3 separate regions of the Homo sapiens genome follow, and regions 1 and 2 are each linked to region 3. The links are chromatin loops, found by intact Hi-C in ENCODE. Cell type or tissue: CD4-positive, alpha-beta T cell. All regions are shown on one strand. Each heading gives the region's core, and the rest is flanking DNA. Links, peaks and the distances in the headings are about the cores only.

Region 1 (10,078 bases), core at 5,079-10,078, 380 kb after region 3:
AATCACTTCATTTCTCCCAAGTATTAGCACAGAATCATTGATATTCCTGGCATTAATAAATGCTTAATATTTTACCTAAAAATTCTATACTTGGGAAGTTATCAATAAACGAAACCTAGAAAAGTGCAAAATTTAGTGAACACAAGAATATATCACAGAACAGTTACATGACAGATGACTGCACTACCATTAACAGCTATGACCAAACATTTTAAGTAAAAAGGAAAGATATACGTGACGAATTACTACGTAAGGGGGCAGGTCTTTAAAAGAACCTATAATTTGGCTGGGAGTGGTGGCTCATGCCTGTAATCCCAGCATTTTGGGAGGCTGAGGCGGGTGGATCACGAGATCAGGAGATCGAGACTATCCTGGCTAACACGGTGAAACCCCGTCTCTACTAAAAATAAAAAAAAATTAGCCGGGTGTGGTGGCGGGCACCTGTAGTCCCAGCCACTCCGGAGGCTGAGGCAGGAGAATGGCGTGAACCCAGGAGGCGGAGGTTGCAATGAGCTGAGATAGCACCACTGCACTCCAGCCTGGGCAACAGAGCGAGACTCCATCTCAAAAAAAAGAAAAAAAAAATAGAGATTGAGACCATCTTGGCCAACATGGTGAAACCCTGTCTCTACTACAAATACAAAAATTAGCTGGGTGTGGTGGCATGCGCCTGTAGCCCCAGCTACTCGGGAGGCTGAGGCAGGAGAATTGCTTCAGCCTGGGAGGTGGAGGTTGCAGTGAGATCGCGCCATTACACTCCAGCCTGGTGACAGAGTGAGACTCCGTCTCAAAAAAAAAAAAAACAACTATAATTTTAGAAGAGCATATAACACAATAATTTAAAATGCAGCTCAGAGGCCAGATGCGTTGGCTCATGCCTATAATCCCAGAACTTTGGGAGGCCAAGGGGGGCAGATCGTTTGAGCCCAAGAGTTCGAGACCAGCCTGGGCAACATAGTGAGGCCCTGTCTCTACAAAAAAAATACAAAAATTAGCCATGTGCAGTGGTGCACACCTGTAGTCTTAGCTACTCGGGAGGCTGAGGTAGAAGTATCACTTGAACACAGGAGGTCGAGGCTGCAGTGAGCTGTGATTGTACCACTGCATTCTAGCCTGGGTAACAGAGCAAGACCCTGTCTCAAAAAAATAAATAAAATAAAATAAAATGCAGCTATGCTTATAGATGCCTGTGATGTGACTCTTGATAAGTGGATTTTTAGAAAGTCACCAAATGAAGAAACAGAGAGCACACCGGAGAAGAGCTCAAGTGAAGCCAGACTGCCTGGTTTGCACTCCAGTTCTGCTGTGCACCAGCTTGGGCAAGTTACTTCACATCTTTGTGTTAAATATTCTAGCACATGAATGGAGAAGAATGTTTCTAGTTCTTTCCATTTGGGAGGCACAGATTGTTTGTAAGGTCATATCTATGGTTAAACCAGGCATCTTTTTAGGCCACAGATGTATACCTTTGAAGTCAGAATAAATTCTACACCTCTTTCAGGAAAAAAATTTTCAAGGGATTTGTGGCCAATATATGAAGTAAATGACCTGCAGATTAAAAACTCCTGTTCTATACTACTTGAGTGTCTAGCTCTTTTTCTTATTTGCAAATATCTATCACAATTAATTTTATATTTTTGTTTTCCCTGATCCATAGATAACTTAGTACAAAATATAATCGTAACAGTTCATGTATTAATAAATTGAATATACTTTATGTGCCAATATACCTAAGGGCTTTACATGTATCAATTTAGTCATTCTAACAAACCTACAGGTGAGTGCTATCATTCCCTCCATTTTACAGATGAGGAAACTGAGATGCAGAGAATTACATTTCTCTAGAACACAGATATTAAGGTCCCCACATGGCCTAGGAGGTGCTTGAGTAAAAAAAGAAAAGCATACCGCCTTTTATGGTCCAGGTAGATATATGGCCTAAAACAAATCATGCTGGCAAATCTCAAGCCAAACTTGATCATTATAACAAAGTGGAAAGTGCATTTCCGAGAAAAAACAAACAAGTAGTTAACAGAAGAAAGAAATCTCCCCTCACCTTGAACATGGCTTTTACATCCACAATAGCCATGCTTCCCTGCTCCTCAGGGCACCTCTGGAAAAACACAGACTGGAGAAGGAGAATGGAATTAGGAGAAACCAGTTTTGTGTCAATATAAACTGAGGCCTGTTCTCCAGGTCCTCTGCCTGTGTACACAGATAGAAGTCAGAGAGAGACCAGCATCTTTTACTTATCTTTGTGTCAAAAAGAAAAGTCAGGATGGAAGCTACCTGGAGCTGCCACTTCTCAGCGGTCTCAGATACCTAACTGAGATAGTCCAGGCATGGTAGGGCTTCTAGGAAGTGTAATTTTCTCCACAGAGCTTCCAGAAGGATTCATGACAAGGGAATTCCGATTTCTGGTGACTCTCAGGTGTCTCCCCTTCTTTTTTTTTTTTTTTTGAGATGGAGTCTTGCTCTGTCACCCAGGCTGGAGTGCAATGCACAATCTCGGCTCACTGCAACCTCTGCCTCCTGGGTTCAAGTGATTCTTCTGCCTCAGCCTCCCCAGTAGCTGGGATTACAGGCACCTGCCACCACACCCGGCTGTTTTTTGTATTTTGGTAGAGATAGGGTTTCACCATGTTGGCTAGCCTGGTCTTGAACTCCTGACCTCAGGTGATCCACCCGCCTCAGCCTCCCAAAGTGCTGGAATTACAGGCGTGAGCCACTGCTCCCAGCGTTCTCCCCGAATCTCCTCCAGCTCTAAAATTCTAGCCCAAGACCAGAGCTGTGGGTCAGGGTTAATCAATCACTATTAGCTGTTTACTTTCACCCTGTAGATCAATGATCTGGAGAGTCTCCCCTACCCCACAGCATCACCCTACCCAATATTAATCTATCCCCCAACCCTAACCACACCCCACACACCCATATCTCATCCCATGCCCCCCACCCCTACAGAGACAGTAATCTCAGGGTGCCACTGACCGTAGAGAGCTTCCGACATTACCCTAAGAGGTTTCTCTCTGGATTTGTCCACCTCATAGAAATAAAAAGGAGGACTGGATCTCCCTGCTGATTTCTTTTTTTTTTTTTTTTTTTTTTTTTTTGAGAGACGGAGTCTCGCTCTCGCCCAGGCTGGAGTGCAGTGGCGCGATCTTGGCTCACTGCAAGCCCCGCCTCCTGGGTTCACGCCATTCTCCCGCCTCAGCCTCCCGAGTAGCTGGGACTACAGGCACCCGCTACCATGCCCGGCTAATTTTTTTGTATTTTTAGTAGAGACGGGGTTTCACCATGTTAGCCAGGATGGTCTCGATCTCCTGACCTCGTGATCCACCCGCCTCGGCCTCCCAAAGTGCTGGGATTACAGGCGTGAACCACCGCGCCCGGCCTGATTTCAGGTCCTACGGCCTCTGTAAACTATAAACTCATGCACATAGCACATAACAACTCTATCCAAACTCCTATGGTAAGAGACTTGCCCAAATTCTAGAATAGCTTCCAGCATTTTAAGACCATGTTCCTAGGCTGACCCCAGTCCCCCTTAAAATGCCTGCCTGACAACAGACGCTTGAAGGCAGCATGCTCGTTAAGAGTCATCACCACTCCCTAATCTTAAGTACCCAGGGACACAAACACTGCGGAAGGCCGCAGGGTCCTCTGCCTAGGAAAACCAGAGACCTTTGTTCACTTGTTTATCTGCTGACCTTCCCTCCACTATTGTCCTATGACCCTGCCAAATCCCCCTCTGCGAGAAACACCCAAGAATGATCAATAAAAAAAAAAAAAAAAAAAATGCCTGCCTGACAAAGTTTAATGCTGCCTGGAGAATTTACTATTTGTTCCAGCTAAAAACCTAGTGGTAGGCAGACAGGCCCCTAAACTCCCTTTTAAAAGTAACTGTTTTTGGCCAGGCGCGGTGGCTCACACCTGTAATCCCAGCACTTTGGGAGGCTGAGGTGGGTGGATCACTTAAAGCCAGGAGTTAATGACCAGGCTGGCCAACATGGTGAAACACCATCTCTACTAAAAATACAAAAATTAGCCAGGGGTGGTGGCGTGCACCTGCAGTCCCAGCTACTCTGGAGGCTGAGGAAGGAGAATCGCTTGAATCCAGGAGGCCAAGGTTGCAGTGAGCCAAGATTGTGCCTCTGCACTCCAGTCTGGTTGACAGGGCGAGGCTCTGTCTAAAAAAAAAACTAACTGCTTAAAGAGGGAGTTCAGGGGCCTGTCTGGCTACCGCTAGGAAAGCTTATCATTATAAATGCTTTCTCTGCCCTTTGAGATGTATACCTACCATGTGCCACTCAGAACTATTTCCTCAAGGACCTGAGATGCAAACATTCAGGGACATAACTCCCAGCCCCTCTGGAAGAGTAAAGGCCTAACTTTGGTGGGTGCAGTGCTCCAAGCTGCACCACTTGGCCTTCTGTAATAAAAGATTTGAGAACTTTGCTTGATACTTAATTATGAAAAAATAAAATTAAAAATTAAAAAGATCTGAGAACTGGCTGGTGTGGTAGCTCATGCCTACAATCCCAACACTTTAGGGAAGCCGAGGTGGGAGAATCGTTTGAGCTCAGTAGTTTGAGACCAGCCTGGGCAATATAGTGAGATCGATCGCCTCTACAAAAATTTTTTTTTTAATTACCAGTTTAGTCACACTTACCTGTAGTCCTAGCTACTAGGGGGCTGACCTGGGAGTATCGCTTGAGCCCAGGGTGTCGAGGCTACAGGAAACCACAATCGCACCATGGCACTCCAGCCTAGACAACACAGTGAGACCCTGTCTTAAAAAAAGAAAAAAAAAAAGAGGCCGGGCGCGGTGGCTCACGCCTGTAATCCCAGCACTTTGGAAGGCCAAGGCAGGCGGATCACAAGGTCAGGAGATTGAGACCACAGCTAAACCCCGTCTCTACTAAAAATACAAAAAATTAGCTGGGCACGGTGGCGGGCACCTGTAGTCCCAGCTACTCAGGAGGCTGAGGCAGGAGAATGGCGTGAACCCGGGAGGCGGAGCTTGCAGTGAGCGGAGATTGTGCCACTGCACTCCAGCCTGGGTGACAGAGCAAGACTCTGTCTCAAAAAAAAAAAAAAAAGAAAAAAGAAAAGAAAAAACTCTGTTTCTTTGTTTCTTCTCCAGAAAAATGGCAATTAGCAAACTAGGTACATGGACCAAACTCCCCTTTGCACCCTTCAGTGGCTTTTCCCTAGCACACCCCCGCCTTTAAAAAGTCTCCCTTTGGCTGGGCACAGTGGCTCACGCCTGTAATCCCCGCACTTTGGGAGGCCAAGGCGGGCGAATTACCTGATGTCAGGAGTTTGAGATCAGCCCGGCCAACACGGTGAATCCCAGTCTCTACTAAAAATACAAAAATTAGCCAGGTGTAGTGTTGTACACCTGTAAGCCCACCTACTCGGGAGGCTGAGGCAGGAGAATCGCTTGGACCCAGGAGGCAGAGGTTGCAGTGAGCCGAGATCATGCCACTGCACTCCAGTCCAGTTCAGTTCACTTCCCCATTGCAGCAGCTATTACAGGTTGAGTTTCCCTTAACCAAAAGGCCTGGAATCAGAAGTGGAATCTGAAGATTTCAGACTTTTTCAGATTTTGAGATATTTGCATTATATAGCAGTTAATCCTCCCTAATCCAAAACTCCAAAATCTGAAATGCTCCAATAAACTTTCCTTTGAGCATCATGTCAGTGCACATCAAGTTCTGGATTTTAGAGCATTTTGGATTTCAGATTTTTTACATTAAGAATGCTTAATCTGTACTGAATAAAATCTCTTCTCAGCTGGGTGCGGTGGCTCACCCCTGTAATCCCAACACTGGGACGCTGAGGCGGGTGGATCACCTGAGGTCAGGAGTTCGAGACCAGCCTGGTCAATATGGCAAAACCCCATCTCTACTAAAAGTACAAAAATTACGTGGGCGTGGTGGCGAGCGCCTATAATCTCAGCTTCTCAGAAGACTGTGGCAGGAGAATCTATTAAACCTGGGAGGTGGAGGCTGTAGTGAGCTGAGATCGTGCCACTGTACTCCAGCTTGGGCAACAGAGCGAGACTCTGTCTCAAATAAAATAAAATAAAATAAAATAAAATTTCACTGCTTTAGTGTCTGTTTATCTTTGAATCATATAAACAGAATCATATACTATGTAGTATTTTGCATCTAGCTTCTTTCACTTAGAATTTTTAAGGTTCATCCATGTTGTAACATGCACAATTGCTAAGTAATATTCTTTATTAATATTTTTAATGTTTTTAGAGACAGGGTCTCACTCTGTCACCCAAGTTGGAGTGCAGTGAGCTGGGACTACATATGCATGCCACTGCACATGGCTAAAAATTTTTTTTTTTTAATTATTTTCTATAGAGACAGGCTCTCACCATGTTGCCCAGGCTGGTCTCAAACTCCTGGGCTCAAGCGATCCTCCCACCTCGGCCTCCCAAAGTGCTAGGATTACATGCGTGAGCCACCGCATCCGTCCAAATATTTTCTTTCATTACATCTTTTAGTTGGCTTTAAAAAATATATAAATAAAGACTACAAATTTCCAGATCCTAATTTTGTACTCAATTTCTTTATAATTTTATCATTGGGCCAGGTGAGATGGCTCATGCCTGTAATCCCAGCACTTTGGGAAGCTGAGGCAGACGGATCACGAGGTCAGGAGTTCGAGACCAGCCTGGCCAGTATGGTGAAACCCCGTCTCTACTAAAAATACAAAAAATTAGCCGGGTGTGGTGGCACGCACCTGTAGTCCCAGCTATTCAGGAGGCTGAGGCAGAAGAATCGCTTGAACCCACGAGGCTGCAGTGAACCGACCTCATGCCACTGCACTCCAGCCTGGGCAACAGAGGGAGACTCCGCCTCAAAAAAAATTAATAATAAATTTATCATTTAAATTTACGTGCAGTCAATGTTTTGAAATACTTGGAGGATCTTTGAGAGAAGCATAGGCTTCTTTACATCCCAAAGACATTGTGGCCTGGGGAAACTGGAACAAATTAGCCGAATGAATCTGGTACTAGGCTCACTGAGGAATGGTGAAGCCTTAAAAGGCTCCAGGACTTCTCTGAACGAAGGTTTGCTTTTCAGAAAGTGGAGTTATAGCGCCTTACCTGGAATCTTGAACCCCAAATTATGATCTCTCCACGGTAGTCAACGGAGCTTCATAAATTATTCCTTAATCCGAGGCTTCTCAAATCTGTTGTGTTCCCTAAACAACAGAATAAATGCCTACTCTGAGGGTCTGACACAAAAGCAGGAGTCCCACAAAATAAGTTCCTTTAAAATATTTCTTCTTGTATTTAAAAGTCACACTGATTTGGTATTCTATACAATAATAAATTTATCTTTTACACAGAAATCCTGTTTTATAGTATTTATCAGATCAATTATTTAGCCTTTTCCAAATTTTCGAGTAAACTGACGTCCTGGAAGAAGCACCCTTATTTTCACCATTTTACAGTCGAAGAAGGGAAGATAAGAGGCGGTGAATCCGAGACTTTCATTCAGGTGACGATCCCTCGCGGGCACTCACTCTCGCTCACACTACAATCAGATCCTCCATGCGGCTTTCATATACTCTGTCACACTCGCAGCCAGAATCCCCTCGGATGGACTCTTGCAAACCTCCAGCCCCATCCCGGGATCCGTGCGTCTTCTACAGCCACCACTTGGGCCAGCGTCCAGGACGCCCAAGCGTAACCTCCCCACTCTAAACCGTTAGGAATCAGTGGCTGGACTCACCGCGTCATAAAAGCATAAACTGTGACCCGATGAGTCCGCGCACTCGGAAAACAAGAGAACGCTCCCACGTCTCCGGGCGCAGCTTGTGCCAGCGACTACTAGGTCAGGGGGCGCAGCTGAGAGAATTCAAGCAACCTCCCCGCAACCGGTTCCGCCGCGTTTGTGGGCTGGTAGCCCGGAATACATTTCCCAGAGGCCTTCGCGGCCGACGTGCTTCGCGCAGGAACGCAGCCGCCTCCCGACTGGAGGACGCGGTAGCGGAGCTGCTCAAAGCGAGGTGCTCAGCCCTGGGAGGCTCAGGGCTGCCCGAGGGGCTTAGTCCCAGAGCCAGTGCTGTCAGGGGCTGAGCATGTGAATAGGGCAGTCGGAAGACCATGTGTGTCTGTGGCTTTTAAATACACCCCGAACGTCTATCTCTTTTAACTGGAGTATTTAATTTATTTACATTTAATATAGCCACTGATAGATTTAAAGCTGCCATTTTATTATATTTTCTTTTTTTTTTTTAGTGCTAAATACACAGGCTTTTATTTTCTTCATATTCAATCTTTTTGTGAATTTAAAGATGAGGAGGCCGGGGGCAATGGCTCACGCCTGTAATCCTAGCACTTTGGGAGGCCGAGGCAGGCGGATTGCCCGAGCTCAGGAGTTCGAGACCAGCCTGGGCAACATGGTGAAACCCCGTCTTTACTAAAATACAAAAAATTAGCTGGGCATGGCGGCGTGCGCCTGTAGTCCCAGCTACTCGGGAGGCTGAGGCAGGAGAATCGCTTGAACCCGGGAGGCGGAGGTTGTGGTGAGCCGAGATCGCACCACTGCACTCGCCGGGGCGACAGAGTGAGACTCTGTCTCAAAACCACAACAACAACAACAACAACAAAAACTATATTAATACTTTAATACCCTAAAGATAATGAGACAAACGTGCATTTGTGGAACTGCATGTCAATCAGGCCAGTTCCCTGCAGAGGGAACTCCCAGCATGACCTCAGTCATCTGTGAGGACACAGAGCAGTCCTTGTTTAGACACACACTTTCATCTACTGCTGCAGCATGGTCAGCACTCCACTTCTTGATGGTTTCCTTCTGCTATGAATATGCATGTCCAGTTGCTTCTTAGAGCAGACACCTTCCTCATCCACCAGCCATTGGAGGAGGACTGGGGCCACCCAGATGATTGATTGGACCCATTCTTCCAGGAGGGTTTCCCGGTGGCCCTCTTCCATCGTCATCGTATCTGAAATCAGATGAGTTTCCATAGCTTCTTCTTTTTTTCAAATCTTGCCGAAGCAGAGTTTTGAAAAACAAAACCACAAACTCAGCTATTCCCCAGAAGAAATCTGTTATCAAAGATAATCTCCATGGAGACTGACTCCAGTTGTCCAACACTTGTGCGTTTGAGATGTAAACCATCTTGCCCCCATTCCCTGCTTCGGAGCCTTATTTATTACTTTTTAAAAACAGGGTCTCCCTATGTTGCCCAGGCTGGCCTTGAACTCCTGGGTTCAAACGATCCTCCCGCCTCTGCCTCCCAAAGTGCTGGGATTACAGGCATTAGCTCCTGGCATTTTAATTTGTTTTCTTTTTGTTGCATGTTTCCTTTTTCTCTCCTTTCTTTATGTTGGATTGATGTATTACTATTCCAATTTTCTCTTTAATAGTTTGTAGGTTCTTTAAGTCATTACTCCAGGAATTTTAATAAGTCCAAATTTATCAATACTCTGACTCTCCTCTCACAGAATGCATTCAATTTCATATGCCCTCTTAAATTTAAAATACAAGATATCAGTTACATATTCGTTTTGTTTAAAAAAACCTCTCTAGGCTGGGCGTGGTGGCTCACGTCTGTAATCTCAGTACTTTGGGAGGCCGAGGTGGGCCGATCACAAGGTCAGGAGATCAAGACAATCCTGGCCAACATGGTGAAACTAAAATACAAAAATTAGCTGGGTGTGGTGGCGCGTGCCTCCACACCCAGCTAATACCAGTAGAATACCAGCTACACAGGAGGCTGAGGCAGGAGAATTGCTTGAACCAGGGAGTCAGAGGTTGTGGTGAGCTGAGATTGTGCCACTGCGTTCCAGCCTGGTGACAGAGCGAGACTCCGTCTCAACAAACAAACAAAAATCTCTCTGATGTTATACTATTATTTTGTCAGTATTCATTTACATTTACTCAGAACATTAACATAAATATAAGTGGTGTTCAAATAAACAGAATGTTTAGGTTTTGTCAAAGAGAAATACAGTGGGGCTGGGCGCAGTGGCTCATGCCTGTAATCCAGTGCTTTGGGAGGTTAAGGCAGCTGGATTGCTTGAGGC
Region 2 (10,587 bases), core at 3,748-8,747, 240 kb after region 3:
TGAGTTGCTTCCAATGAGAGGATTATCTGAGTATTGTGAAATGTACTGCTATGAACATTCTTGTACAAGTTTATGTTTAAACACCTTATTCAATTATTTTGGGCATATACCTAGAAGTGAAATTGCTGGATTATATGGTAATTCTATGATTAACTTATGAAGAAATAACCAAACTGTGTTTTTTTTTTACAGTGGCTGTACCTTTTTATATTACAACCAGTAATGCACAAGGGTTCCAGTTTCTTCACAACCTCGCCATCCATCATTTGTTATAATCATGTGCCACATAATGATGTTTTGGTCAATGAGGGACCACATATACAGTAGTGGTCCCATAAGATTATAGCAGAGCTGAAAATTTTCTTTTTATAAAATTGTATTTATTATTATTATTTTTTTTCCAACTTTTATGGAGCTGAAAAGTTTATACTGCCTAATGACATTTTGATGATCCTGGCACTGTGTGTACCTAGGCTAATGTGTTTGTGTCTTAGTTTTTAACAAAAAAGTCTGGAGGCTGAGGCAAGAGAATTGCTTGATCTGCCCTATTAATTGCAATTTTCACAGTTAACTAGTACTATTTTTATTTAAATAATATTACCTGGGAAGCGGAGGTTGCAGTGAGTTAAGATCACGCCACTGCACTCCAGCCTGGGCGAGAGAGTGAGACTCTGTCTCAAAATAAAATAAAATTAAATTAAAATAAAAAAATTAAAAAAATTTTTAAGTAGAAGATTATAGAATAAGGATATAAAGAAAATATTTGTGTACAGCTATACAATGTGTTTGAAGCTAATTTATTACAAGAGAGTCAAAACATTTTTAAAAATTAAAAGGTTTATAAAGAAATTATAGTAAGCTAAGGTTAATTTATTACCGACAAAAAAATTCAAATAAATTTAGTGTAGCCTAAGCATACAGTACATATAAAGTCTACAGTAGTATACAGTACTGCCCTAGCCTTCACATTCACTCACCGCTCAGTCACTGACTCACCCGGAGTAACTTCCAGTCTTGCAAGCTCCATCCACGGTAAGTGCTGTATACCGGTATACGATTTCTTATCTTTTATACCATATTTTTACTGTACCCTTTCTATGTTTAGACATGTTTAGATACACAAATACCATTGAGTATAATTGTTTACAGTATCCAGGCAATTTGGATTTGTAGCCTCGAAGTGATAGGCTGTACCATCAGGCTACATCATCTAGGTTTGTGTATGTACACTCTATAATGTTCACATAATGATGAAGTCACCTAACCATGCATTACTCAGAAAGTATCCACAGAATTACACAATGCATGACCATATTTACATTCTGCTTTTTAAAAATCTTAAATTAGGCTGGATGTGGTGGCTCACGCCTGTGATCCCAACACTTTGAGACACCAAGGCAGGCAGATCACTTGAGCCCAGGAGTTTGAGACCAGCCTGGGCAACATCGCAAAACCCCATCCCAACAAAAAAATACAAGAAATTAGCTGGGTGTGGTGATGCACACCTGTGGTCCCAGATACTCAGGAGTCTGAGGCAGGAGGATTATCTGAGCCTGGAGAGGTGGAGTCTGCAGTGAACCATAATTGCACCACAGCACTCCAGACTGTGTGACAGAATGAGACCCTGTCTCGAAAAAAATCTTAAATTTATGTATCTTAAGAATATACATTAATATAGAGTTTAAATATCAAATAAAGAGGGTTTTTTAAAGTTGAAACAATGTATCAGAGGATAAAAAACCATAAAACATTTGTTTAAATTTAAAGGATTTGTTTAATCTGCCCTATTAATTGCAATTTTCACAGTTAACTAGTACTATTTTTTATTTAAATAATAGTATGTATGTAACAGAATAGTAAAGATGTAACCTGTGGATGCTGTTTTACAGCAGCAGAAACTGGAACACATGCAGTCTCATGATTGTCCTACTCTTTTGCCAGATCATTGCATTGTCTGCCCAGGCACCCCTCATCCCATCTCTCTCCATCCCTTTTCTTACCTTTTCATGTTCCTTGTCTTTTCATGACAGCATTTATCAATGTCTGAAAGTAGAATGTTGTTGATTGACTCTCTCTTCAACTAGAACATAAGCAATGAGCGGCCCAGCCTTTGTCCCACACACTGCAGTGTGTCCCACTTCTAAGAAAGTGTCCAACACACAGCAGGAACTCAGTCAGCATTTCTTGAATGAATTAAGTGAAGTGATGCATACAGGCCACATTCTGAGCTGCTGGAGGAGCCAGTAGTTGATTACCAAACTCTAGTCCTTTATCTTGGTGTCCTGATGTCCTGACTGATACACAGTTTGTAGGCAAATAGCTGGTGGGGTTTAGTAGTATGGGATAGAATAAAGGGAGATGTAATTGGGACACTCTCCACATTATCTGCCCCCATGAAAAGCTAGTTCCAGGTGTTGCCATCTCTGCCCCACACTGGGCTTGCCTTAGTCCTCGTTCCCGCCTTTTCCAGACAGCAGTGCTGAGAAGCAGGAGCCCCTGAGCTTGGAGACGCAGGAAGAGCCCTGGGAGGCCCAGATCAAAGGGAGGCAGTCAGCTCATGGAGCCGAGGAATGTTCTGCTGACACCCACCCCGAGGGTATCCGGTATGTTTCTGTGCACCAGCGACCCCTCCACACCTCACCAGATTGGTTCCCCAGCCCCGTGGGACCCAATTCCGGGTCAATTCCAATTTGATTCCAGTCCAGAATCAAATCAGAAGAGCAATCCCGAGTGCCCACCTCACGGTCTGAAGCACCTCCTCCTACACCCGGACCCAAACACGAGGTCGGCTCAAGGAGGCACTGAGGTCACGACAGTCAGGGTCCTGCGCTGCTTGTCGCATGCAGTCTCCTTCCCCGAACCGCCGCCTGCACGGCCTCCACTGTTTTCCTATTGGGCTGCAGCCTGAGAGCCCTGACAATGCGGCCCACAAACCGGGAACGCGAAAGTGCACGTACCAGGCGCGATCACCAGGCGCTAGCGCTGAGGGGGGACTCGCGTCACAGTAACCGCCACCGTTGCCGGGGGACTGGCCCCAGCGGCTTGGCCCCCAGGCGTCTGTGGCAGTGCGTCCCCTCTCCGCGGGATCGTCGCCATGGTCCTGCGATCCTAGGAGTCGGGCAAGGCCGAACCTGCCTGAAGAAACCTCAAGCGGAGATTCAAGGAAGCACCACGTGATCCCTAAGGATCCCAAAGATGCGTCGGGCATGCATGGGCGGTGTGAGGGTGCGTCTCCCTGACAGGTGTCCCCGCTGGGATTTCGAGGTACGGCCTGCCTGTGTTCCCCGGGGCGCTCTCTTTCCGGAGGGGTTTCCTGGCAGAGAGCAGAACCGCGCAGCCTCAGGAGCTGCCTGGCTGTGTGTGTTTCTGTGCGACTGTTGGATGTTTCCGTGTGTCTTTCTGTGTGTGCGTGTGAGTGTGTGTGTGGTGTGCGGTGAAAGAAATGTGGCTCGTGCAGTGAAGCGCGGTTTCTCTGTAGTTCGCCTACGCTCTGATGCGCCCGTCTCTTTGGCCGGGCTTGGGTTGCGGGGCAAGCGTTCTTTGTTTCGCTCTTGGTTCCTAAAGCCTCGGTGAAGTGGGGGGCTGGCTGCGACCCGCAAACGTCCAAATCACCTCCCCTCCCAAGCCGCCCACTCTTCCAGAAAGAAGACCAGCACACGACAACCAAGAACAAATTCCTCCAGGGGCCCATGGTCCTGCGGCACACCCAAGGCTGGACGGACCCTAGCTGTCCTGTCCTCAGTACCCCCTTGAGCCCACTTCTAATTCGGTGGCTGGCGGAGTCGCAGCTTCAGGACCTGAGGCGGGCACTCCTTCATCCTCTTCAGATTTCATTCTGGATTAAAGGATGTGTGCAGAAAAAAGGTCAGATGGGGGTGAAGATACAATCCGCTGAGGTGTGGAGGAGGTCTCGCACCTTCACCTGCAGAACAGGTGCAGACAGATGTCAAAGAAACTGTTTCCAACGCCATCCCCTTTTCCTCTTCACTGTACAACCTGTCCACACCATGGCGCTGTGCTGGCGATAGAAGACACGAGTGTTCGGAGAACCTTTGGACCGAAGACTGTCGCCTTTCTGGCCAGGTCCCCTGTTGGACCCTGGTTCCCCGAGGCACATGGGAGTGGGATGGATTGATCCTGCCTGGGCTGCGGCCTCTACTCTGTTCTCCCTCTTTTCTTGCCTTCCCTGATTCTCGTCGGCCCAGGTTTTCCTTGGTCTGGCTCACAGTCCTCCAGAACGTCCTTCACAGCAAATGTTTCCCAGTTCGTCCAGGACCACCTTGGCGGGGACGTAGGTGATGAGTGTTTCCTTCTCAACACTCACATTTCTTAATGACTGGGTAGCTGTGATGCTCTTGGAACCGTGGGTGCCCGTAGCTTTCCCCAATAAGGAAACTCTTGGTCTCCCCATTGCATCAGATGGCTGCATGATTCACATAGAATGAGAGGTAGCCAGCCGTAGCTGGCCTTTGCCTTCTAATGAAGGCTATGTTTCATCTCATCTGCTGGTGTTTTCTCATTGTTGAGGGGTCTCCCATTGCTCTGTTCCTGGCTGGGACTGCCTCTCAGCACTGCACCTTTTCGTTGCCAGGGATTTCACGGAGCAAAAGGGACTGGGGGTTAGCTGGGTGTAGACCCGGTGGTGGGTTGTGATCCCGGTGTGGGTGCTGGATCACTTTGCAGGATCCTCTTGGCTCCTCTGGCAGGAATCCCTGGAGGAGGCTTGGACTCCGGCACAGGCCCTCCTATGGTTTCAGGTGTGCTTTGCTTGTGCTTCGCTTTCTTGGGGGTATCCTCAGTGGCCCTCGCCAGCATGCCTGGATATCCCTTTTGGGCTTGGATTCACCCCAGAAGGCCTCTGAGACACTCTCTCCACATTTTCTGCCCCCATGGGATGCCAGTTTTAGGTGTTGCCACCTCTGCTTCACATCGGGCTTGACTTTGTCCTTGTTCCCGCCTTTTCTGGACAGCAATGCTGAGAAGCCGAAGGCCCTGGTCTTGGAGACCAGGACAGGGCCCTGGGAGGCCCAGGTCGAAAGGGGGCCAGTCAGCTCATGGGGCGAGGGAATGTCCTGCTCACACCCTCCACTGGGGTCTCAGGTATGTTTTCCTACCCCAGCGACCCCTCAACTCCTCACCAGATTGGATCCCCAGCCCCATGGGACCTGATTCCTGCCCACACCCTCCAATCTAGAATCAAATCAGAGAGCAGTCCCGAGTGCCCACCTCAAGGTCTGAAGCGCCTCCTCCTCCACCCAGACCCGTACACGAAGTGGGCTGAAGGAGGCACTGAGGTCAGGACTGTCAGGGTCCTGCGCTGCTGGTCTCACGCAGCCTTCTTCCCCGGGCCGCAGCCAGCACGGCCTCCACCGTTTTCCTATGGGCCCTGAGAGCCCTGACGTTGCGGCAGCGCCAGCCGGGCACGCGAATGCGCATGCGCCAGGCGCGCGTCACCAGGCGCGACGGCTGAGCCGGGGCTCGCGTCACAGTGACAGCCACCGTTGCCTGGGGACGGGCCCTAGCGGCTTGGCGGAGCTGGAGCCCTCCCTGGCAGTGCGTCGGCGCTGGGCTATGGCCCCCTCCTCTCCGGGGGATCGTCGCCTTGGTCCCCCGACCCTAGGAGTCGGGCAGGGCAGAACCAGGCTAAAGAAACGTCCAGCGTAGCTTCAAGGATGCACCGCGTGATCCCTATCGGATCTCCCCGACGCGTCAGGCCTGCCTAGACGGTGCTGGGAGCGCGTCTCCTTGAACGTTGTCCCGCCTGGGATTGCGAGGTAGGTACCGCCTGCCTGTGTGTACCGGGGCTGCTGTCTCCGGGGAGGGGCTTCTGGCGGACAGGAGAACCAAGCAGCCTCAGGAGCTGCCTGGGTGTGTGTGTTTCTGTGCGAGTGTTGCATATCTCTGTGTGTGTTTCTGTGCAAGTGTTGCATGTCTGTGTGTGTGGGGGGGGTGGTGTCTGGTGAAAAGAATGTGTCTCGTGCGGTGGAGCGCCGTTTCTCTGTAGTCCGCGGGCTCTCTTATGCGCCCTCTTGTGGTCCCAAGTGTGCTTTTCTTGTTTTTCGCTTTCTTGGGGGTCATTGATTTCAGCTCTAAGCTTAATTCCTTTTCTGAGTCTCACCTGTTTCTTTAAGTGGGAACTTAAACCATTGATATGTATTTAAAAGCATACATTTCCCTCAAAGTGCTGCTTTAGTTGCATTCCACAAAATTTTATATGCTGTTATTTTTGACTCCAAATAGGTAATTTTTTACTTGTCCCATAGTTTACTTAAATGTGTGTTGCTTAATTTGCAAACATTTTTTAATTTTGACATTAATTTCTGGCTTAATTCTACTGTGGTTAGAAAACAGATTTTCTGATTTCAATCCTTTTCAATATATTGACAATTTATGGCTCAGAATATAAACAAGCTTGCTAAAGTTCTTTGTATAAGTGAAAACACTGCTGCTGCTCTTAGGTGGACTAGTCTATAAGTATCAATTACAACAAGTTGGCTATTAGCACCGTTCAGGTATCTTATATCTTTATAGATTTTCTATATACTTTTAAAAGTTAATGAGAGAACAGTATTAAAATCTCAAAATATGATTCTGAGTTCATTTATTTTTATTTCTAGCAGTTTTTAATGTATTGTTTAGTTCTGGTACTAGGCACAAGTACTTGTATGATTGCTTTGTCTTCTTGGTCAATACACTTCTATAGTATTATAAAATATGCCTTTTTAGAATAAATCCCTGGTAATATTCTTTGTTTCAAAGACAATTTGTTGTGAGGGCCGGGTGCAGTGGGTCATGCCTGTAATCCTAGCACTCTGGAAGGCTGAGGTGGTGGGATCACTTGGAGTCAGGAGTTTGAGACCAGCTTGGCCAACATGGTGAAACCCCATCTCTACCAAAAATACAAAATTAGCCGAGTGTGGTGGCGTGCGCCTGTAGTCCCAGCTACTCGGGAGGGTGAGGCAGGACAATGACTTGAACTCGGGAGGTAGAGGTTGCAGTGAGCCAAGATGGCACCACTGCACTCCAGCCTGGGTGACGGGGTGAGACTCTGTCTCGAACAAAAAAAGACAATTTGTTTTATGTTCACATAGCCATTTTGGTATAGTGTTTGCATGGTGTTTTTTTTTTTTTTTTAACTTTTAACCTATTTGAGTTGGTATATACTTTTGACTTTTTAATCCGAGTCTTCATATTTTAATCTTTTTTTATATAACCTAACATCTTTTTTTTTTTTTTTTTTTTTTTTTTTTTTTTTTTTTTGGAGACAGTCTCGCCTTTGTCACCTAGGCTGGAGTGGAGTGGCATGATCTCGGCTCACTGCAACCTCCACCTCCTGGGTTCAAGCGATTCTCCTGCCTCAGCCTCCTGAGTAGCTGGGTTACAGGTGCCCACCACCACGCCTGCCTAATTTTTGTATTTTTAGTAGAGATGGGGTTTCACCATGTTGGCCAGGCTGGTCTCAAACTCCTGACTTCAGGTGATCCGCCCACCTTGGCCTCCCAAAGTGCTGGCATTACAGGCATCAGCCACCACGCCTGGCTTTCTTCTGTGTTTTTTTACTGAAGTATTTAGGCCATTAACATTGTTTGTAATTATTGATATATTTGGGTTTGTAACAATCATCTTGCTCTTTATTCTGTTTCTCTTATCTATCCTTAATTCTTTTTCTAATTTTCTGCCTATTTTTGTATTTTTTAAATTATATTCTATTTTACTTCTACTACTGGCTAAATATTACGGCACTTTTTAGAATTTTGAGTGCTTTTTTTCCTAGAGGCTTTCAACATTCATTTTTAGCTTTCAATGTCTAGTTTTACATATTATACCCTATCGTATATTTGCTGGGATCTCACACAAATAATACTTCCATTCCACCTTCTCACCTTTGAGCCATTTTCATATTTTAATTGCCACAAATATTACCATCCCTATACTACATTATTGATTTTGCATTAAAAACTCAATTACTTTTTCAAGAGAATATGAGGAAAACAATATTTACTCATATTTAACTTTTCTGTTAATTTCCATTCGTATGTATGAATCCATGTTTCCATCTGCATTTGTTGGTGATGAATTCTCTTACCATTCATTTCTTTTTTCATTTGAAACTATTATTTTAGGGTCAGGGAGTACACATGCAGGTTTGTTACATTGGCAAACTGCATATCCCTGGGGTTTGGTGTACAAATGATTTTGCCACCCACATAGTGAGCATAGTAGCTGACAGTTTTTTGACCTTCACATTCCTTCCACCCTCCACTCTCAAGCAGGCCCTGGTGTTTATTGTTCCCATCTTTGTGTCCATGTGTACTCAATGTTTAGCTTCTACTTATAAGTGAGAACATAACAGTATTTGGGTTTCTGATCCTGCATGCCTTCACTTAACGGCCTCCAGCTGTGCCCATGTTGCTGCAAAGAACACAATTTCTTTTTTCCCTGAGGCTTTAGCTTTCATTTGTTTATAAAAGTTTTCACTTTTTTCATATTATTACCAAGTGCAGAAATACCAGATAGAGTTTCCTCCCTATTCCTTTCTCTGCTAGCTTGCATAGATTCTCACAAGGAGTTTATGAATCTTGTTACTTTTGTCCCCATGTATGTATCTTTTTTCCATCAGGCTGTTCTCAAGATTTTCCTTTACCACTAGTTTTCAGCAATTTGTCTTGTGTTTAGCTTTGAGTTCCTTGAGCTTCTTAGATCTGTGGCTGATAGGTTCCAAAAAATTTGGAGTATTTTCAACCATTATTTTTAAATATTTTTTCTGCCTTCTCCCCGCTTCTCAGACTCACATTTACATATATCTTTATATTTTCCCACAGATCACCAAGACTCTTTTACAGTGTTTTTCCCTTGTTGTACCTGAGTTAGAGAAAACGCCACACTTTGAGACGAATTAAGAGTCCATTTATTAGCTGGCGACCGAGAGACGGCTAACGCTCAAAATTCTCTCGGCCCGAAGAAGGGGCTAGATTTTCTTTTATACTTTGGTTTAGAAAGGGGAGGGGAGGGTCTAGTTAAAACAATTTTACAGAAATAAAGTAGGCAAAAAGTTAAAAGGATAAATGGTTACAGGAAATTAAACAGTTCCAGGTGCAGGGGCTTTAAGACTATTACAAGGTGATAGACCGGGGGCTTTGGGCGTTATCAATCAGATGAATTCCTGGGAATTGCAGATATAGCTTGCCACAGTATCTTATCAGTTAATTGCATTCTTGGATGTGCTGGGAGTCAGCTTGCACAAGTTAAGTCCTTGAGGAAGCGGCTGCCAGTGAAAGAGCCAAGATGGAGTCTGTCTGGCTCTCTTAGCTAAGGGAGAGTCAATTCAGGTGGAAACAAGGCTGGGTAATTAAAGGAAAAGGGAGAGTCTAAAAACAGGGTTAGTAAAAACAAGGTTGGGCATTACATTCCCCACTTGTGTTTTTGGGGAATCAAATCGTTGATTCCTCAATTATAACAAGGGGGTTATATTGAGTATTAAGATACATAAGTTTGACAGAAGCTATGCATTCTTTTACAAAATTAAGAAACCAATTTTATATACAAGGCCCAAAAATTAAACTTAATAGTATGATGAGGAGAGGTCCAGCTAACCCAGTGATTAAAGTAGTTAGCCAGGGGTTCCAGTTGAACATGCTTTGATACCAGGGGATGTTGTTTTCTCGTTCCTGTTGGCGCCTATCTAGATTTTCTCGAACTTTTGGAGTGTATCTTTTATGACTAAGAATGGTGGAGGAACAGTTAAATCAACTTTGTTAGGGGGTTTCTGGAACATAGGGTCACCTAGATCAGTTAAAGGCCCGATTGGCTTGGGTGGGCTCCATGAGACCAGGATTTTTTGGATGGTGAACATAGTCCCAACATCAAATCCTGGGATATAAAATCTTAATTCCCATGACATGCCATAATACTACTGAGTTGAATTAGGGTCATGGACAGTTATAGTAAGAGGATTACAATTTTTTCTAGTACATAATTTAGGACGAGAAGCACGAGTTATGGAATGAAGATCTGGTTGATCCCCCAGAGTAGGTGGCTAAAGTTACACATGTCCAATCAGGGCAGAAAAACTGGTAAGTATCTCGACAGCTAGTGTCAGGGTGATTCCCAGGACAGAGGTAAAAGTCAACATTTTGGAGTCCTTTTTCTGCACCTTTGGAGCTTCCACATCCAGTTTGGCTCCTGGAGTGTCCAAATCCTGCTGCAAGGTTGACACTTCCTGCTTTTGGGACCGGCAGATTGTGTTGCTCTTCGCGGGTACGGGCTGGCTCTGGGAACAGTACACATAAATCAACTGCAAAGGAGACTTCCTTGGAGGTACTGGCCCTCCAAGTGGTGTTTGCAAATACACATCCTGTTGTGAAAGAGGTGAGGAGAAAGGAGTAGGAAGGCGCAAAGGACATAACAGGCAAAAACAAACAAGTGAGGTAGATAAAAAGAATTAATCTAATGGCTTCACCTGACTTAGGTGCAGTTTTAAAGGGGCCTGACCCAGGCCTGGGGACCCATGTTTCTAGTTGGGCTCTGTTGGCCTTTTTGATGCGGGAGTGATGAATCTAAGCAGGAATGCCGTCCACCTTCAGAGCC
Region 3 (10,373 bases), core at 5,373-10,372:
GATGGATCCAACCGGGTGATCGGGAATGGGGTTCCAATGCAGTGAGGCCGAAAGGGTCTCGCCGGGGCACAGAAAGATCCCCAGGGCCGCAAGGCGTGCTGTCGGCTGCAAAGGCACCGACCCATGAGCCCACTGCCTCCCTCCCTCCTGGCAGGAGCAGGGGCCTGCCTTCATCTCCAAGGCCCGAGGGCTCCGGCATCCCGACGCGGCTTCCGGCGACACGGGCAAAGAGAGACAGAGGCGAGTCCGAGCTGGTGCCAGTGTGTCCACATGTGGCACTGTCGTCCCCCAAGAGCACATGCAGGCCGCGTGTGTCTTTGAGGCCGTAGGGGGCGACGACGAGACGGACAGTGATGTCCAGGCGTGCGCCCGGGGGGCCACTGGAGACCTGCCCCACAAAGCGGAGGAAAAGCCAAGCGCACCTGAAAACCTGCGAGACAGGGCCTGTGCGCGAGTCCACGCCACGTTCAGGGAGGCCCGCCAGAGGAGCCGAGACGTTTGGACAAAGTACACCCCACCCCCAGCCCGCCGCCGGCTAGGTACCCCTGACGCAACCTCCCCTGCACCCAGCCAAAACCCAGTCCCGTTGGCTCCCTGACATCCGTGGCAGCCAAAAGATTCGGTGCTAGAAGGCACTTTCCCCAGGAGCGGAGGAACCGGTTGGCCCTCAAGAATCAGAGAGGAAGTGCAGGTGGGATGCAACACCGCCTTTCCTAGAAGGCCAATGTCAGGAGCGGTGGGCTTGCCTCCGCCTCTTCCTGGACCGAGCGTGCAGCCATCACTTGGGCCATGGAGACCGAGAGAGCTTCCCTGTCCCACACAGGTATGGAAGCCCAGAGCTCCAAGATCACCACAGCTGCCCAATCATCCAGAAAGAGGTGTGGAGAGGGAAACAATCATGACGCGGACCGCCACGAGGTTTCTCCCTGATGGACGGGGAAGTCTTCTTTGTGGAAGACACTGAGCCACACTAAGAAGCCGCCAGGCTTCTCAGAGACGGGGCAGACACAGCAAGAGGGAGGTCAGAGCAGAGGCCAGAGCACAGGCAGGATACGGGGGGACCATGCCACCACCACCGGCATCCGGGGAGGACTGTCAAACGGGTGACTCGGCCAGGAAGGCCAGCCTTTGAGAGACAGACATGCTTGCCGCCCCATCCCCTTGCCGGCTTCCTTCTCCGTCCCTGCGTCGAGCTGTGGCTACATTTCTCGATGAGGGCAGAGGGCGACAGGCGTGACAACCACCTTCTTGAAGCTCTGCGGGCACCCTCCTGCGGGTGGACAATGAGCGCCTGGGAGGCCGTTGTCCTTGGTTGGGGAGCGCTCGTCTGGATCCAGCCTAGCAAAGAGGCTGCTCCGGATGGGGAGGGGATGAAAACCCCTGCGGGTCCGACGCCGATGGCGACGTTGCTCAGGCCTTCACAGACCCCCAAACTGGAACCGCCGGGACGACGACTGCCAACTGGCCACACGACCCAGGCAGAGAGGCAGGGAGAAGCTGACCAGAAAAAGACTGACCAGAAGAAAGGCTGACATGCAAGAAACCCAGCATGCGGCGTACAGGGCACATGTGTGCCAAGAGTGACGCACAGACAGATGGACAATGACAGAAAGAGAGAGCGAGGGAAAGAGCGAGAAGGGAGAGAGACGTAAGAGAGCGATAGAAGTGGGCAGACAGACACGTAGGCGCGCGCACACATACACACACACACACACACACGCCCGTAAGGCATAGAGACCTACAGCAGTTAACAGCCACCTCCAGGCAGCCCCTGAAGCTGCCGGGTTCTGCTCTCCGTGACTACCACCCACCGGTGAGAGAGCAGCCCCAAGGGCACACAGGCAGACCTGTCCTCGACATCACAAGGGCACCACTTTTGGGGAGACTCACCGGCACACCGTCCGCGCACTCCTGAGGCTGGATTCCCGCGCTGCCTCCCCGGCGATCTGTCTGAGATTTCTTGCTGCTGTTGTTTTTTCCTGGTGGTGTACCTTCCGCGAATCCCGGGCTCCGGAGACCGCGGTGTTAACTTCCCTGGCCAGGACTGGTCTGAACCCCGACTCTGACGCACTATCCCACAGAGCTCCTACTTTCCCAGGTCTCAGGGACCCATCCCGGGGCAACTGTGGCGGTCCCTGTGACCAAAGCGGCGGCTCGGACCTCGCGCATGCGCACTGGCGAGGCCGACTCCCCCGCCCCCCTTGTTACTCCGGAGACTAAGGTCGCGGATCCTTTGCAAAATGGCGCCGACGCTGCTGCTGCTGGGAGTGGGGTGTCGACGGCCGCAGCAGTGTTGGAGGTATCGTGTGGGGTGAGGAATGGGAGAGGTTCCTGTGGGAGACCCAGGGTCGGACCCATAGGATTCCCGTGTTCAAGACCTCCTTGATCTGTCTTCTGCTTCAATTCCCAGTGGCGGAGTAGCTTCAGGGCGCCGGCTGGCCTCTCCGGAGTCCTCTTCGGATCTGATTATGGATCCGACCCGGTGATCAGTAATGGCGTTACGATGTAGTGAGGTGGGAAAGGTCTCGCTGGGGCACAGAAAGATCCCATGGGCCCCAAGATGTGGTGTCTACTGAAATTACACCGACCAGTGAGTCCACTGGCTCCCTCTTTCTTTGGTGAAACCGTGGCCTGCTTTAATCTTTAAGGCCCAGGGGGTCCGGAATCCCTACACTGCTTTGCTTGACATGTGCAGAGAGAGACAGAGGCGAGTCCGAGGGGGAGCCAGTGGGACCACAGGTGGCACTGGTATCCCCCAAGAGCAGATGGAGTGAGCTTGTGTCTCCGAGGCCGTATGGAGAGATGCTGAGACGGACAGTGGTGTCCCGGGATGCGCCCGCGGACCACTGGAGACCTCCTGCACAAAGCTGAGGAAAAGCCTAGCACACCGGAAAACCTGCGAGACAGGGCCTGTGCCCGAGTCCAAGCCACATTCAGGGACGCCTGCCAGAGGAGCCGAGAGGTTTCGACAAAATACACCTCACCTTCACGCCGCCACTGGGTAGGTACCACTGATGCTGCCTCTCCTGCACCCAGCAAAACCCTGTCCCTTTTGCTTCCTGACATCCGTGGCAGCCAGAAGATTCAGTGCCTCAAGGCACTTTCCCCAGGAGCAGAGGAGCCAGATGGCCTTGAAGAATCAGAGAGGAAAGGCAGGTGTGATACAACACCACATTTCCTAGAAGGTAATAGGCCAGCCACCTTCGCCTCCTGCTCTTCCTATACCAGTCAGGCAGCCATCACTTGTGACATGGATACCAAAGGAGCTTCCTTGTCCCAGGCAGGTATGGAAGCCCAGAGCTCCGGGCTTCCTGCCCAATCATCCAGAAATAAGTTTGGAGAGGGAAACAATCATGAAACCCATCCTCACGAAGTTTCTCCCTGATGGACTGAGAAGTCTTCTTTGTTGAAGACATTCAGCCAAAGAAGCCTCTAGGCTTCTCAGAAACAGGGCAGACAGAGCAAGAGGGAGGACAGAGCAGAGGCCAGAGCCCAGGCTCCATACAGCACAATGCCACCACCTTGGGCATGTGTGGAGGAGTGCCAAACCGGTGATTTGGCCAAGAAGACCAGTATTCGAGTGCAGAGATGCTTGCTACATCTCCTACCTGGCGTTCTTTTCTTTCCTTGTTTCCAGCAGTGTCTAGATATCTCAATGAGGGCATACGGCGAGAGGAGTGAGACCCATCTTCTTTGAGGTCGGTGGGCACCTCTCATGCAGGTGGATATTGAGCTTCTGTGAGAATTTTGTCCTTTGCTGGAGTGTGGTCGTCTTGATACTAGCAATGAGCCCGCTCACGATGGGGAGCCGATTTAATCCCCTGCGGGTCCGACGCAACTCCCCACGTTGTCCAGGCCGTCACGAACCCAAACTGGAACCACCGGGAAAACGAATGATAACCGGCCAGATGACCCAGGCAGAGACGCGGGGAGAGGCTCACCAGAAGAAAGGCCGTACAAGAAACTGCCCTTCAGCGCATATGCATCCAAACACACACGCACACGAGCACACACAGACGGAAACAGGTAGAGATTGATAGAGAAAGGAGACAGAGAGAAACAAGAGAAAGAAAGAGACAGAACCCAGACATACTGCAGTGGCACAGTAACATTCATCCCCAGGCAGCCCCTGAAGCCTCAGGGTTCTGCTTTCCGCGACAACGACCCTGGGGTGAGAGAGCAGCCCTTGGGCATACAAGCAGACCTGTCCTCGAGATCGCAAAGGCACGACTTTTGGGGAAACTCACTGGCACACCGTTCGCGCAGGCCTGAGCCTGGAATCCTGCGGTGCTTCCCAGGCGCTCCTCCTGAGGTTTCTTCCTCCTGGTCGACCCTCCGCGAATCCTGGCCTCCGGATACCATCCTGTCGACCCCGTGGCGAGGACTGGCCTTAGCCCGGAGTTCGACGTGCTGCCACAGAAGGCTCCTCCTTCGCGAAGCGTTCAAGGACTCATCTCCAGGCAGCGGTGGCGGTCTCTGTGACTTGAGCATCCGCTGATGATTCGCGCATGCGCTTTGGCAAGGCTGACTGCGCTCTACTCTGGGTCAGGCTGCAGCTCCTGAAAAAAAATTGCTGGGGCTGTGTGTGTGAATGGGGGTGTGCATGTATGTCTTCGGACGAACGTCCCCTGTTCGCTGGAGGGCGGTTTCTTGCACGTCGTCCTTTTTGGTGAGCCTCTTTCTCGGTCTCTGCCTGGGTCGTGTAGCCGGTCGTGTGACCGGAACCGGCAGTCATTTTCCTGGCGGCTGCACTTTTAGTTTCTGAAGGCCTTGGCGAGGTTTGGTGCTGTGTCAGACCCGCAGGCGTTCAAGTCACCTGCCCATTCTGAGTGGCAGAAATCCTAAAAATCCTCCACCCAGGAGCAGAGGACCCGGATGTCTCTCAAGAATTAGAAAGGAAGTGCAGATTATTGCAAAGCACATGGTAGCTAACACTGGATAAATGAGATGAACATTGGTTTGCTAATTACCCATATTTACGCCCCAGGGAAGGAGGGCCCAGCACACCATATGGGATACCGTGTTGCACTTAGGAACAGAGTAATCAGGTGGAGGCTATACCAGGAGGCTTTGTAGTAGCAAGAGTATGGGAGGTAACCCCTGGTTCTTGAAGGAGGGTGTGATTGGCCTGTTTGAATAATTCTGCAGGCTGGCTGGAACCTGACGCCCGCTACTATGCAGTAAGCAGGTAATGTGCCGGTCCTCTGAGGGAAGTGATTCGGCTAGGGCACCTTATTCAAAGGAGTACAACAGGGCAAGGAATTTGCAGTTAATCCATTCAGGCCTCCTTGTTTTCCCCCCAATGTCAGGGCACATATAATATTGAGCCTTAATCTTAGGTCTTATACCACACTTGACCCCTTGATGTCTTGACATCTCTTGGCGATACTGATACTTCTAGAGTGTAGAACTGTTACTGGATGGAAGGTCTTGACTGTAAGTTGTCCACGTTTCTGGCTTGTTGAAGAAAGCATTAAACAAACTACACGAAGCAACAAAAGAACGAAGCCACGAAAGAAGAAAGAAGCAACGAAACCGCAGATTTATTTAAGCGAAAGTCCACTCTACAGAGCCAGAGCCGGCTAGAGCAAGCGGCCGAAGAGCCCAGATTACAATGTTCTTTAGAGTTTTTATTAAGCCAAAGAATTTGATAACACCAATAAGTGCCCTTTCGAGGCCTCCAATTGGTTACACACTGTGAAGGATTGGCCCATGGCTGAACTCAGAGGCTGAACTGGAGACTTCTGTGTTGTTATCACAGGAGTGAGGATGTGGCCTGTGTGCTGCTTAACCTGGCCTAGAACTTGCTGCACCTGCTGTTCTTTTGCTTCCACCTTAACCCTTAGTTTATGCTAATTTTCTATTCTCCTGCCTCAGAAGTGCCTCCTTAGGAGGCCAAGCAGGCTCTTACCTGCTTCAGGTGAGCAGGTAACCAGGAGGGAGCGGACCACAGTTGCTATCATGTCTATGATTAGTGTTTGGAAACCTGTGCAGAGCCTTTGGCTCCACTTGGATGGGATAGCCAAGAGAACAGATATGTGGTTTTTGGATCATGATATGTCTGAATATTTGTGTAACCTTATGTATTACCATCAGTTTTTATTTGTTAGGCATGGTTATTCTTGCTCGTATTATTATTATTATTATTATTATTATTATTATTATTATTATTTTGATAGAGTCTCACTCTGTTGCCAGGCTGGAGTGCAATGCTGCCATATTGGCTCACTGCAACCTCTGCCTCTCAGATTCAAGCGATTCTCCTGCCTCAGCCTCCCAAGTAGCTGGGAATACAGGCACGTGCCACCACACCCAGCTAATTTTTGTATTTTTAGTAGAGACGGGGTTTCACGGTGTTGGCCAGGATGATCTCAGTCTCTTGACCTTGTGATCCACCCAACTTGGCCTTCCAAAGTGCTGAGATTACAGGCATAAGCCATCATGCCCAGCCAAAAATTTTTTTAATAAAATAAAATATGTGAGTATTGGCCAGGTGCAGTGGCTTATGTCTGTAATCCCAGCATTTTGGGAGGCTGAGATAGGAGGATCACTTGAGGCCAGGAGTTCAAGACCAGCCTGGACAACACAGCAAGACCCCACCTCTAAAGAAAAAAAGTGTGTGTGTGTGTGTGTGTGTGTGTGTGTGTAATATGACATAAACAAGTGTGGGTATATCAATCATTGTTCACCAGTTACTGATGCTGTATAACACACCACTCCAAACTTAGTAGTATAAGACAACCATTTTACTGTGCTCACTGATTCTGTGGGTTAGGCATTTAGAGAGCTCACAGAAGAGATGGTGTGCCTCTGCTCCTGATGTCTCTGGCCTCAACCAGGAGGATTCAAAAGCTGGGAATAACCTGATGCCTGAGGGCTGCAAACCTATGAAGCCTGCTTTGCACACATGTCTGGCACATGCAGTGGGAGGACTCAAAGACTCAGACTAGTAGCCTCCCCACATGACTTGGCTTCCTCATAGCATGGCAGCTCACAGCACTTGGAACTTCTTACATGATAGCTCGAGACTTCAAACACAGGAGTTTCAGCTAATGAGGTGAAGGCCACAGTGCCTCTTATGACTCAGCCTTGGGAGTCACACAGCATTGGTTACAAACAATAAACAAATCCAGATTCACGGGCAGAGGAGTTAGACTCCACCCTTAAAGTGGGAATTGCAAGATTCTAGAACAACATATGAGACAAGCCTATTGTTGCAACCATCTTTGGAGAATACAATCTGCAGCAATCACCTTTGGAGACTAGGAAACCAATGCAGTATTCTGAAACTCGTAATTCTGAAAACTAATGAATATGAATGGAAAGAATCAAGCATTTATCCTCCCTTTCCTACACATGCTATCCCTCTAAGTAATCAGATAGTTGATGTGTGGGGATTTTATTTTTATAAAAGGATTCCTGTAATGGAAATTTCAGTAATGGAAATAAAAGGATTCCAGTAATGGCTGAAAGAGAGACACAATAAGAAAGTGATCATTTTGCAGCTCCTAACAACAACGAATCTAGGCAATGATCATGAATGAATGCATGACATTATGCAAAAGGCAATCACTTTACAATGGATAAATCACATTGATGACACTTAAGCCCACTACCAAATCTAATCACAAAAACAGTGACAAGCAGACCTTGCCAAAATAATTGAACTTGAATTTGACCAAGCTTCTAGAGCAGAATTTCTCAACTCTGACACTATTTACACTTTGGACCAGATGATTCTTTGGGATTGGAGAAGGCTGTCCTGTAAGGTGTATGGGATGTTTAGCAGCATCCTGGCCTCTAGCCAATAGGTGGCAGCAATACCATCCTTCCTTGCAGTTGTGACGACCAAAAATATCTCCAAACATTGCCGAATGTCTTCTAGAGGTAAAAATAAAAACAAACAAACAAAAAACAAAACCACAACTGGTTGAGAACCACTGCTCTAGTTAATGACCAGATATTTTAGAGAAAATATACAGCATCTAATTTGTTAATCAGTACCATGGGGGTGTACTCAAAGGCAGTATGTGGGAACTCTATATGATCTAGTGTTTGATTTCTCCAAAATATAAATAGCAAGAAAAAAGGGAAGTCAATAGATTAAAAGACATATAAGAGCCGGCTGGGCGCAGTGGCTCAAGCTTTTAATGCCAGCACTTTGGAGGCCGCGGCGGGCAGATCATCTGAGGTCAGGAAAAGTTCTTAAAAGAACTATAAGAAAAAGAGTTTTAAGAAAAGTTCTTAAAAGAACTATATTTCATACTGAAATATTTATAGATGAAATGTCTAGAATTTTCTCTAAAATAATTGAGTGTAAATGGAGATGAAGCAAAACTGGCCATGTGTTACTTGTTAAGGCTGGGTTCACTGTACTAGGCTCTCTGCACATATAATGCTGGAAGTATCCATAATAAAGAGCTTGAATTTAAAAAAAAATTACCTCCTTCCAAGTACTACTCAAATCAGCAAGCACTAATTTGGAAGGACATCCATAAGGTCTTCCCTAGAAACACAAGCTAAAAAAAAATTACATATAATTCTAGTAAAGGCAAAAGGGAACAAAAGTCACTCAGTATATGTGTGTGTGCATGTCTGAGCAAGGAGAGAGGTAAAGGAAACTTACCAGACTTTTAAAATGGATAACCTTGGGGAGTTGAGAATATAAAATAACAAGAAATATACATATATTTGTCTCTGCCCCTAGCTCCTGGTCTAGAGCTCCTTAAAACCCTTGGGTACTAGGAGGATCATCTGTTCTAATATCTGGTCTTTGACCCTAGTTCCTGACAGAGTTCTCAAATCCCTTGGGATTTCCTGGCTGATAGGAACATCTTATGTTCTAATGAGGGGACTTCTTGGTGGGCTCCTGGATGGCCAAGGGATGTGATATGAGGGTTGGAATTTTCAGCCCCACCCCTTGACCTCCGGGGAGGGGACAGCAGCTTAAGGTTGAGTTGACTGACAATGGCCAATGATGTCATCAATCATGCCTATGTAATGAAGCCTCCATGAAAATCCAAAAGGACTGGGTTCAGAGAGCTTCCAGATTGCTGAACACGTGGGGGTTCCTGGAGGATGATGTGCTGGGGAGAGAGCATTGAAGCCCAATGCCACTTCCCACATATTTTGCCCTAGGTATTTCTTCATCGAAAACCTTTGTAATATCCTTTTTATTGCAAAAAAAGGATGCAATATCCTTTTTATTACTCTGTTACACCGGGTCCTCTTTTGGACTCCTCTGGCTGGAAGGAAAGCGTTTCTCTCATAATTTTTGCTCCCTGAACCTATCACACAGCTCTGAGACTTCCTTCCTTCCAAAGCCAGAAGATAAAGGGGGAAAATACCCCAGCAAACCTGTGGTCATCACGTCCATTCTTCACGTTTTTAACTCCCTTCACATCTGCCTGCTATTATTTGTATTTCTGAGTCTTCAGGTGGTTTCTTTTTGTATTCACTCTGGGGTGTTAAGTAGAAATCGGTGAGAGAGATGCTGAAATGTGCTTATCTCATCTTGGCCAGTAATAGAAGTCTGCCTTGTATATGTTATTGTATGTATGTGTATATATTAAGTTGTATATACACATATTAAATATATATACATATGTTATATTTATATACCCATACATTTGTTTCCTCATGCAATTTGTCCCAGCAGAAGTAAAAACTCATAAAGATATAAGTAAAAGAATATTTACAGAAGCATTATTTTTGGTGGCAAAAGTACTTTAATATCCTAAATGCTCGTATAATGGAAGATAATTTAACTCTTACAAAGAATGAGTTAGCTCTTTATCTACTATAAAGGTATCCTAATATCTTTATCCCTGAACTGATAACTGTGGCAGAGATCGCGCCACTGCACTCAAGCCTGGGTGACAGAGCGAGACTCCCTCTAAAAAACAAACAAAAAAAATAGTTTGTGGGACCAATTCCAATCCAGTCCAGGGGAGCACACACTGGCGACCAACATCCCCCATCAGGCCCCTTCTGGGTCGAGAGAATGCGCCTGGAACAGACTGGGAAACTCCAGCAGGCAAAGTAAGGTGCCAGGAATAAAGACACTGCCTGACACATTCTCCATGTTCCCTACACCTACTCCTCTCCCCACCACGCTTCCATCCAGCTCCAATTTTGCCCTTTCCCCAGTAGCCTCAGATTGAAACCTTGCAAGGAAGAAGCCGATTCTCAAAGTCACAGGCTTAGGAATCCGAGCAACAAAGAAAAATGAGCCCCTGCTCCCCCAACTCCCCCCTACTCCCCTCAGCACTGCTGCCCTGCACCTGCCCCCTCCTCCATAATTTGAACTGTCCTCCCAGAAGCTGGAGAGACGGCCCGCCTGTCAGGAAAGAAAGGACCAGCATGCGGCAAAT

The links. A loop is a pair of places that touch in the nucleus more often than their neighbours do. Peaks named below come from ENCODE experiments on the same cell type or tissue, not always from the same donor. Only the 100,000 strongest peaks of a DNase experiment are listed, where the experiment ranks them.
Region 1: a loop joins it to region 3, with 2.4 times the contacts of the local background. A loop is called at or near these places in 2 of 110 quality-filtered maps.
Region 2: a loop joins it to region 3, with 2.9 times the contacts of the local background. A loop is called at or near these places in 2 of 110 quality-filtered maps.

What each region holds. Positions count from the first base shown.
Region 1 is chr19:37,684,395-37,694,472 of GRCh38, forward strand. It overlaps the pseudogene ZNF781 and the pseudogene SELENOKP1. Among named protein-coding and RNA genes, the nearest start is that of ZNF607, 30 kb to the right of the region's middle. In CD4-positive, alpha-beta T cell, for the core only: no CTCF peak of the experiment used is centred there; a DNase peak (open chromatin) is centred at 7,927; H3K4me3 peaks cover 1,072 bases; H3K27ac peaks cover 764 bases.
Region 2 is chr19:37,545,892-37,556,478 of GRCh38, forward strand. LOC124904708 reads right to left here and starts at 5,448. Exons shown (of 2, transcript XR_007067248.1): 1 at 2,001-5,448. It overlaps ZNF571-AS1 (ZNF571 antisense RNA 1), which reads left to right and starts at 3,058. Exons shown (of 6, transcript NR_038248.1): 1 at 3,058-3,264; 2 at 4,971-5,100. It also overlaps a transcript of ZNF540 not described here. In CD4-positive, alpha-beta T cell, for the core only: CTCF peaks have their summits at 6,034 (motif pointing left) and 6,235; DNase peaks (open chromatin) are centred at 5,460 and 5,990; H3K4me3 peaks cover 1,065 bases; H3K27me3 peaks cover 266 bases.
Region 3 is chr19:37,302,220-37,312,592 of GRCh38, forward strand. No RefSeq gene overlaps it. Among named protein-coding and RNA genes, the nearest start is that of ZNF875, 27 kb to the right of the region's middle. In CD4-positive, alpha-beta T cell, for the core only: CTCF peaks have their summits at 7,810 (motif pointing right) and 8,012; a DNase peak (open chromatin) is centred at 7,812; H3K4me3 peaks cover 224 bases; H3K27me3 peaks cover 707 bases.